2 separate regions of the Mus musculus genome follow, and region 1 is linked to region 2. The links are chromatin loops, found by intact Hi-C in ENCODE. Cell type or tissue: heart. All regions are shown on one strand. Links, peaks and the distances in the headings refer to the core of each region. The heading gives the core; the rest is flanking DNA.

Evidence for each region. A loop is a pair of places that touch in the nucleus more often than their neighbours do. Peaks named below come from ENCODE experiments on the same cell type or tissue, not always from the same donor. Only the 100,000 strongest peaks of a DNase experiment are listed, where the experiment ranks them.
Region 1: a loop joins it to region 2, with 2.9 times the contacts of the local background. A loop is called at or near these places in 2 of 42 quality-filtered maps.

Annotation. Positions count from the first base shown.
Region 1 is chr1:133,853,212-133,857,592 of GRCm38, reverse strand. No RefSeq gene overlaps it. Among named protein-coding and RNA genes, the nearest start is that of Gm31515, 4.3 kb to the left of the region's middle. In heart, for the core only: no CTCF peak of the experiment used is centred there; no DNase peak of the experiment used is centred there; H3K4me3 peaks cover 989 bases; H3K27ac peaks cover 1,982 bases; H3K27me3 peaks cover 337 bases.
Region 2 is chr1:133,798,995-133,803,375 of GRCm38, reverse strand. It overlaps a transcript of Atp2b4 not described here. Among named protein-coding and RNA genes, the nearest start is that of Gm28441, 34 kb to the left of the region's middle. In heart, for the core only: no CTCF peak of the experiment used is centred there; DNase peaks (open chromatin) are centred at 2,295, 3,255, 3,485 and 3,920; H3K4me3 peaks cover 2,549 bases; H3K27ac peaks cover 2,850 bases.

The sequences.
Region 1 (4,381 bases), core at 166-4,165, 54 kb before region 2:
AGAAGAAATGGCCAAGCCATGAAGCTCAGTAGTACAGTGCTTGCCTAGCGGATTCCCAGATTGGTCTTGAACTCACCACACTCCACCTGCATCAGCTCTCTGAGTGGTGGGATCACAGATGTGCACCCCCATGCCTAGCTTTGCCTCAGACTTGGATGCTGAACTCCAAGGTGCCTTCCCTCTTTCTGCCAGCCTTTGGACAGGACCGCAGTTCAGCTGGCTTCTGTCCAGCCTCCTTCCTTCTATCCCTTCCACGTGCAACTTCTGGAATAGGCCCCTGTCCCTAACATATCTCTGGAGAATCCAGGTCCTCAAAATGCTAACCTGGACTTAACCTTGGAAACAGACACTCTGCGTGGACTCTGCTGTCTATGACCAATAGACTCTACCAACTGGCCCAGCAGGCCCCTCAACGATACAGGTCTCCCTCTCAACTGTACAAGTTCCTGCCTCTTCTGACCCTCTGCCAAGGAACCCCCCACCCCCGCGTGCCAGCCCCCCAGAGATAGCAAGGAGGGTACAGTAGGCTTGGCCTCAGCATCCACAAGGAGGCAGCCAGCCTGAGGAAACAAGTCACTTCTCTTTGACCTTCCCTTCCAGCTTGGCTCACCTGGGACATTAACCATGTCACCCCTACACATTCCTTTTCAAAGCCACCCCTCCTCCCTTGCCCAGTCTCTCTCCACCATTTCTCTGCCCCAGGCAGGCCTGACACCAACTAAAGAACCCTACCCCCCAGTTTCTGGCTGGGACCAGAAAGGGCTGGGTAACCCTGGGCCTTCCCGGTAACCCACAGATCAAGGACTAAGTAGTAGCCTGGTTCTGCTTTGATGAGTTGACGCCACTTTTTCCAATCACGAGGGCAGGTAGAGGCCAAATTTTCATCTGGAAGAAAAGAGAAAACCAGGGTGGGGGGTGGGGGCTGGGGGTGGGGTTGGAGGATAAGGAGTGGTCCCAAAGGCCAGGATACCTCCTGCCATGTTTGGTTTGAACTGGTGGATGACTTAAGGAAGAGCAGATTTCAAAGCCATTTTTTCTTTAGAGAAAATCCATGCAGAAAGGAGAAGTGTCTTTAAAACAGGAACCAGGTTCACGACGGGGAGAGAGAGGTTGGGGAGAGTTATAAAGGAATCAACGTCCAGCAGCACCTGCCCCACCGCCAACGAATGCCCGCAGCAGCTCAACCCCCAAGTCCCATGACCCTGCCTGACCCAGGGTGGCAGTCCCTATGCCTTCTGCTCTTGCTGCGGCTGCCCACTGGGTCAGTGTTAGGTCTGTGACTGGAGGTCCCAGCAGGAGAGAACCTCCCATCGCTGTGACTCAGTAGACAGGGATCCCGGGCGTCCACAAGGGATTTACATGCATTTGCCTAAGTTATGCATCAGCACAGACTCATGCTCTATATTTAGTCATAAGGGAATACGTCATCCTTTTTCAAACTGAAATGGTATAGTCAGAGGTCTCCTCTTCAATTTTGATGCACCCATAGCTATAAGGAGGGAGATACAATAATCTGAACAATTGAACAAACCCTAGGGCATCCCAAAGAAACGTTCCCTCTCCCTTTCTCCCACTGGTGAAATTTCACAGCCAACAACTTTACCAGGTGAGAAAGAACCCGGGTGAGAGAGTTCTCAGGAATTAACCACTAAGCCTGCTGCGTTTGCTGTGAAAAGCAGGGTGGCCACAGGATACAGACGACAACTCGGCCGAGAAAATCAGGCTGCAAAAAATTAGCTTCTTCCCTTTCCTCTCTGGCCCCTTTATTTGCAGCTTGCAAGTTGCCTGCAGGTGGGCGATTCTGGATGCAGGGCACTTTGTAGGGTCAGGGGTCACTAATGAGTCATTCATCACCACAGGCCTTAAAGTGCTGATAACAACAGCAGTGTGATCAAGTCCTAACAGGGTAAGAAGGCAGAATCAGGTAGGGCACTGTGGGAACACAGAGAGGCAGAGTCTTACCCCAGAGAGTAGGTGTAGGGGCTGAGTATTTCCAGAAAAAAAAAAAAAAAAAGTAAAGGAACTCTTGAAGAATAAGGAGTGGGTGGTGCCCAGGGCTTTTAAGCAGGGGGAAAGGCATGAGCAAGGATGGAGGCTTGAAATAGCACATGGCAGAAACAAGCCTGGCCACCCAGGCGGCGCCGGCTACCAAGGAGAACCTCGAGCATCCACCTCGGGCTTGACATCATCCTCAAGCGGTTTTAAGCTAACAGAGGTTTGGTCCTTTTGAGCATGCTGTCTCTGATTCTTCTTCGTAGGGCTGGCTGGCTGGAAGCCAGCGAGGAGGCTGTTGCAAGCATCCAGAAAAGCGAAGCATGCAAGTCAGGACCAGGAGAAAGAAGAGAAGCAGAGCTCAAAAAAAAAAAAAAAAAAAAAAAAAAAAAAGCAAACAAACAAACCCTAGAAGGTGAATCGGGGTTGGACCAGCTGAGTGGGTGGGAACCAGAGACATGGGAGGGTCCGGGCTACCTCCGAGGTGCACGCTGATGTTTTGTTTTGTTTTTGTTGTGTTTTGTTTTGTTTTTCTGTCAGAGGACTGAAAGCCAGGGAGGAGGAGGCTACCAGGGAAACAGAGGGAAGGGCAGGTTTTGTTTTTTTTTTTTTTTTTAACAGCCAAATAGAGCTGTTAGGCGCCACTCAGGCTGAGAAGCGCCGGGATTGGTGGTTCCGCAGCTCCAGCTGCTTTCAAACGCAGGCAGCATCCTGCAGCCTCCAGAGGACTTAATTCAATTCAACAAATGCTATTGAGCACCTACTCCTAACAGGGGAAGGGAAGCGAGAGGTCCGACAATTATTGACTACTTAAACTGTGTTAGCAGAGTGTTAAGTGCATTTATAGGTCAGCTCATCTCCAGCCACAGTTGCCTCAAGAACGCGCCATTTACCTGCAGGGATCTGAGAGAGTGAGCGTCATTGTATCCTGGTGTGAAGGGTAGTGGCAGTTCGAAGGTTCCCTCTCTCTAAGGGGAGTTGTTGCACAACGAAATCAGAAGGTTGCAAGTGACTGGTGTACAATTATTTTTAAGCAACACTGGGAGTGCTTTGGCTTCCTTAACTAGAAAGCTCACAAGTCAGCCGATGCCAGGCTCAGCTCCAGCCAGCACTCTAGTGTGCTGACATTTCTCCCACTTGCTCATAAATGAGTAAGTCCTTCAGCTCCTTAACTAAAGCTCATCTTGGCTCCTAGAGAAGGCTGTGTGGATTGACGGCTTTGGAATCCCACAGCCTGGGTTCAAATCTCGGCTCCAGGAACCTTCTTGGGTGGGTGGTGTTAAAGCTCATTGCTTAACCCTTTCTTCTCCTGCTTGGTTTTCTTCATCCCTGGGTTGGAGTCAATCACTTGTCTCAGTCAAACACAGGAACCTTGGGATTCATTCTTGGAGGCCCAGGGGAAGTTCCTCACCTTGTAAAGTGGGGAGAGGAATCTCACATTCTCACCTTAGAACTTACTCTCTGGTGTTATGCAAACCTGGGAATGGGATGCAGGCCTCAGCCCCCCACGTCCCCTTCTGTGAAGTGGCTACAATAGTCAGCTCACTTCAGAGGGCCTCTGTGGTGAATAAACCAGAGCCTCCACACAATGTGTTTCTAACGGAGTCTAGCCCAAAGTCAGCATCCCAGCATGTCAACTATAATTCTATCTCTGCTCTTTTTAGAGTGAGCTTTCTTCTCTTCCGTAGTATAGCCCTTCCTCCGGGTAGAGAGAGATGGACAGAGGACTCCCTTGTTATAATATCCTTATAGCTTCCAGACCCCAGAAGACTGTTCTCTGTCCGTGAAAGTCTCAACTCTCCAAGCAGACTGGTCAGTTCTAGATAGGTAAGTGCTTGTCCCTGCAGCCCTTTCTGAAGTCAGAGGATGGAGAATTCTCACTAGCCAGCCTCATCTACAGTCCCACTCTGTGGGGATGGGGGCAAGACACCACAATTTATAGCTCTATTTGGGCCATAGAGAAGTTGGAGGATTCCTTAAAGAGGAGATGCCGCTGGGTATGATGGCACAGACCTGCAAATCCCAGCTACTCAGGAGACTGAGGCAGGGGATCCAGAATTCCAGGACAGCCTGGGACATATAGCAAGGCTCTGTCTCCAAGTGAGGCTGGGTTAGGGATGCTGTGAAGATGGAATAACACATGCTCACCACTCTGTTTGAAAACACAGAACAGGGAGTGAGGAAGGTAGAGCCTCCTCTCTGTGGAAATGTACATCGAAGAGAAGATGAGGACATCTACCTTGGCCAGCAGCTACAGTGGGAGCCTGTGAGTCACATCTGACTCGGGATTACTGCAACTGCTGTGAAGCTGGTCTGTGGGGCATGGTGAAGATCACACAGACCCATTCACCATGACCAGCTATGTTGGGGAGAAAAGGAGCTGCTGGCC
Region 2 (4,381 bases), core at 242-4,241:
AGGTCCTGGAGTTGACACTCTGGTATGGCCTACTGCAGAGGCACCCTCCTGTCTTCCAGTGGAATGCCTAGGGATAGGAGGGAGACCAGAGGTGTTGGAGGTATGGGGACATATGAAAACAATGTCACCTTTAGTGTCTTCTAAGTGCTTCAAGGGGAAGAGCTAAAACCCCAGGGGGACATCTTAGGAAGTAATGCTTGCTTTCTTTCCGCAGAGCAAATCTCTCCTTACCTTGCCGGGGTGGGCTTGTGACTGGGCCTGGCTAAGGAGAAAAGGCACCATTGCAGGCAGGGGCTTATTCTGGATCTTGTTTCCACGTTAGACAGGTGGCAGATAATCTTGGCTACAGAGAGGAACTCCTGAGTTCTGAGCCAAGCTGCTCCAAATAATTTCCTTTAGTTTTGCTTGTTTAACTTCTCCCTAGCTCAGAAATAGGAGGTAGATCAGTTACTGGGAAACAGTTAGGTGTGGTCACACGTGCTTAAGATCCCAGTAAGTAGGCAGTAGAGATAGGAAGATGGAGGCCAGCCTCAGCTACATAATGAGTTTGAGGCCAGCCTGGGCTACATGAGTCTCAAAACACAAAACAGACAAAATGAAGTCAATAGCATTAAGAACTTAGAGGGGGTGGGGTGGGGTGGGGTGGAAAGATGGCTCAGAGGTTAAGAGCACTGACTGCTCTTCCAGAGGTCCTGAGTTCAAATCCCAGCAACCACATGGTGGCTCACAACTATCTGTAATGAGATTGGATGCATTCTTCTACTGTGTGTCTGAAAATAGCTACAGTGTATCCATATAAATAAAAAAATAAAGTCTTTCAGAAGAAGAAGGAGGGGGGAGAAGGAGAGGGAGACAGAGACGGAGATGGAGACAAAGATGAAGAAGAAGAAGAGGAAAAAGAAGAAAAACGGACGGGATTACAGGAAGTTGGAAAAGATTTCTGGTCTTATTCACAGCTTTTCTTTCTTCCTGCACACAAGCTTCTGTGTCAGAGGGCAGGAACGAACAAAGAAGCACAGGTGTGATGTGACATATGGCGTTGGTTGCGAGTGTATGTTTGCTTGTTTGTTGGTGACACAATTTCATTTGCTGTGTAGTTATAGCTGGTCCAGTAGCCATCATGTAGCCCAGGCTGGCCTCAAACTCTTAACAGTCTTCCTGCCTCAGCCTTCTGACTGCTAGGAGGAGTACTCCATAATGCCTGGCTTAGCTGTGGGGGCCTTTTTGAAGCTTGATGAATAGGTTTGAAGCTATGATAATCCCGTTCTCCACTATAACCTGTGAGGTTACGTTAGCCTGCCTTTCATAAGCATATATATAAACAGGAGTGAGTGTGCCTGCCGAGGTGGGTGTGGGAATGTATCAGTCAATGAAGATATGTTGTGTGAGCCAGCTGATGGTGCATGTTAGTACTTGAAAGGCATAAGGTTCCATGCAAAAGCTATGGGTGATACTGTTGCACAATGCTGGCAGGTGGGTGGCACGGGGGTGTGGTTAACAGTTTATAGGCTATGTCTAAGTGGGTATGAATGTCTCAGTGCATACAGTCTAGGATGGAAATGTGTGACATAGTGTGCTACAGTGGGGAGGAAAAGCTCGTGGGCACTGGAATGGGTCTGACCTGCCCTTGAATCCTAGCTGTCATTAACCAGATTAACTTTGGGCAAGTCACTCAATCTTTTAAGTTCCCCAACCATGAAATAAGGACTAAGTAATGAGACTGCCAGGACAACTAGAAACAATATTGTAGATGCAAAAGTTTGGGTGTGCAACCAATACATAGGCAAGAAGCTGGTCTGTACCCTGTGGCCATGCCTTTGGTTGGGTACACAGGCAAGAGAGAGCAGTCTGTGATCTGTGTGTGAAAGGGTGTGGAGGCACTCTGAGCAATAGTCTGCCAGTGAACTCCCAGTTCAGACGGGGTCAGTAGGGCGAATGCCCACAGCTTCCTCAGGTTTCTGGGGCCTGGGTCTAATTCAGTCAGAGATCGAGAGACCTGGAGGAGCTGCAGGAAGCAGAAAGGCTTGCAGACACTTCCTTTATTTCCCCTCCACATAGCAACGGTTGAAGACCGCTGCCCACATCCACTCCCACCTCCACCCACACACAGTCCTGCTCTGCTCCTGTCAACAAGTAAGAAACAGCGCAGGAGGAAAGCCAAGAAGATAGAGGATTCCCCATAGCCTTCCCCATTCCGCCTTAAGACCCGAACGTGTAGCATCATCCCGCCGCGCCTTGTACTTGGGCCACCTTAAGAGCTGAGCAATGCTCTGGCCTTTCGCCAAGCCCCACCCCCGCTGGCTCGCGCTCCGCCCCTTTCTCCTCCTGCTCTGCTGGGGGAGAGAGCTGGGGAGCCCCAGTCTGGCCGGAGTTGGCTGGAGCTGTTGCCATGACAAGCATTTTCTTAAGACAGCTCTGCTGTTGAGACTGTCCTAGGCTGGGGGGTGGGGTGGGGGCACGAACTTCTTGGGGGTCCATCCCTCCGAAGACAGCGAGATCAGACACCCGCCCAGCTCCCTGCACCCATTTTCTCCCAGGGACGGTCCTTCGCGTGGAAAGGTTGGGGAAGAAGACCCAGCCCACTCCCCCCAGCTGAAAGGCCAGAGCGCAAAGCCAGCATCACTAGGTGGTTTGCCACACTGGGGAGAGCGGTGGGTGGCCACCCCACCCTACTCGGTCCATGGAAACACGGAGGGACGGTCCCGCTCGGAGACACCTGGATCTTTGCTAGAAAGAGAGGTAGGCTTGAAGAGAATGAATTGGCTCGGGGTTTGCAAACTTTGTTTCTTTCTTGCCTCTCAACGGCTTTTCAAAGATCCCGAATTTCCTCAAGCTAGCAAATTCTGGGAGGGGTGGAATGTCAGAATGGGAGAGAGAGGTGTGTGTGTGTGTGGAGGAAGATGGAGAGTGATTTCTTCAACATTATATTTCTTCCCTGGGTTCCGAAGAATTAATCAAACAAGTGATTTTTTTTTTTTTTGCGTTTTCCTCTGGATCGTGGGATTGGGGGGGGGGGCGGGAATGGAGGGAGTGCCTATTTCGCACCCAAATTAAGCTCTTGGAAGAAGTATTTATTCCAGCCGACCTCCCTCCCCGCTCCTGCCCTCCCCCTCCCCCTTGGCTTGGGAACCAGCCGCAGAATGGAAAACTGTTGCGGAAAAAAAATATTTTCCGCGTCTGTTCCCTTTCTCGAAAGCCCCAAAGAGAGATAGGGGAGCGAAACAGATCCAAATAAATCTTAAGCGGGAAGGAAGGCCTTGGGGGCCAGGGAGGGGGCACCCTGGGGCCATGGTGGAGATGGGCTAGGAGAAGTTGGAGGGTGGGAACCAGGAGTACACAAATTCAATTTCTTTGGCTTTGCATAGAAACCTCAGCAGTTTCTCTCTGAGGCTTACAAAACATCCTCAGACTTTGACGTCTATAATTAGCTGTGGAAAAAGCTGGGAGTTCCCTCGCACTGCTGTTGTTTGAGTGAGTGTAAGCGTCCAGAACCAACTGTATGAGTGTCTCTGAGGGCACCGCCCCACGCATCTCTGCGTCTATAGGGAATGCAGGAGAAGGGACTTGAAAAGTTTTCAGTTTCAAGCCCCAGGCTGTGGGGCTTGTTGGCTTGGGCCGCTGACCCTTGAGAGGGTCCTTGAACAGGTCCCATAAGAGGTTACCATTAAGGCTGAGATTGCCTCCCACCCTTTCCTCTCTCCCTGTCTTGGACCTGGGGGCCACTTGACATCTTTTCCCAAGATGAGTTGAACCCTGCTCTCTGGTCCACCCTAGAAAGAGTGCCTCCTTGCTTCTTTTCCAGCTGGGTGGAAGAGATGGAAGGACACCCCCCCCCCCATTCCCCGATAAATCCTGGGAGCAGAGACAGGCAGCCCTGGCTAGAGCCTCCTCCTTCCAGGGCACTCCTACAGGACTCACAATCCCCTCCAGACCCCGTGCCAGCATGTGCTGGCCAGGGAGGGTGGGTTCTGTGTCAGATGGAGAATCAGGCAGTCACTGTGATACCAAGAGGGGAGAGGGGACTGAAGGGAGGGAAAAGAAGTCCCTATTCTGCAGACCAACTATCTCCTCCTCCAGTTGGGGTGTCTGGCAGGGAGTCTTCAGATCCACCTGCTCTCCCCCCCCAGCTCCTCCTATTCCTGGTTCTTCCTAACTAGAGACCCTTTCCTGTAACCCCACCCCCACCCCCTTGCTCTGGGTCCTCCTTATCTGGAAGGGAGAAGACCAGGGTTGTTCCAGGCAGGGATCAGCATGGAAAGGGGCCTAGGGGAAAGGGGAGATTTCACAAGAGGGCCCTATGAATCAGGCAAGCTAGCTAAGCCAGCTACCTGTCTGGGTTATGAGAAAAAGCCTTGCAGAGACCCTGGGAAAGAGACAGAGG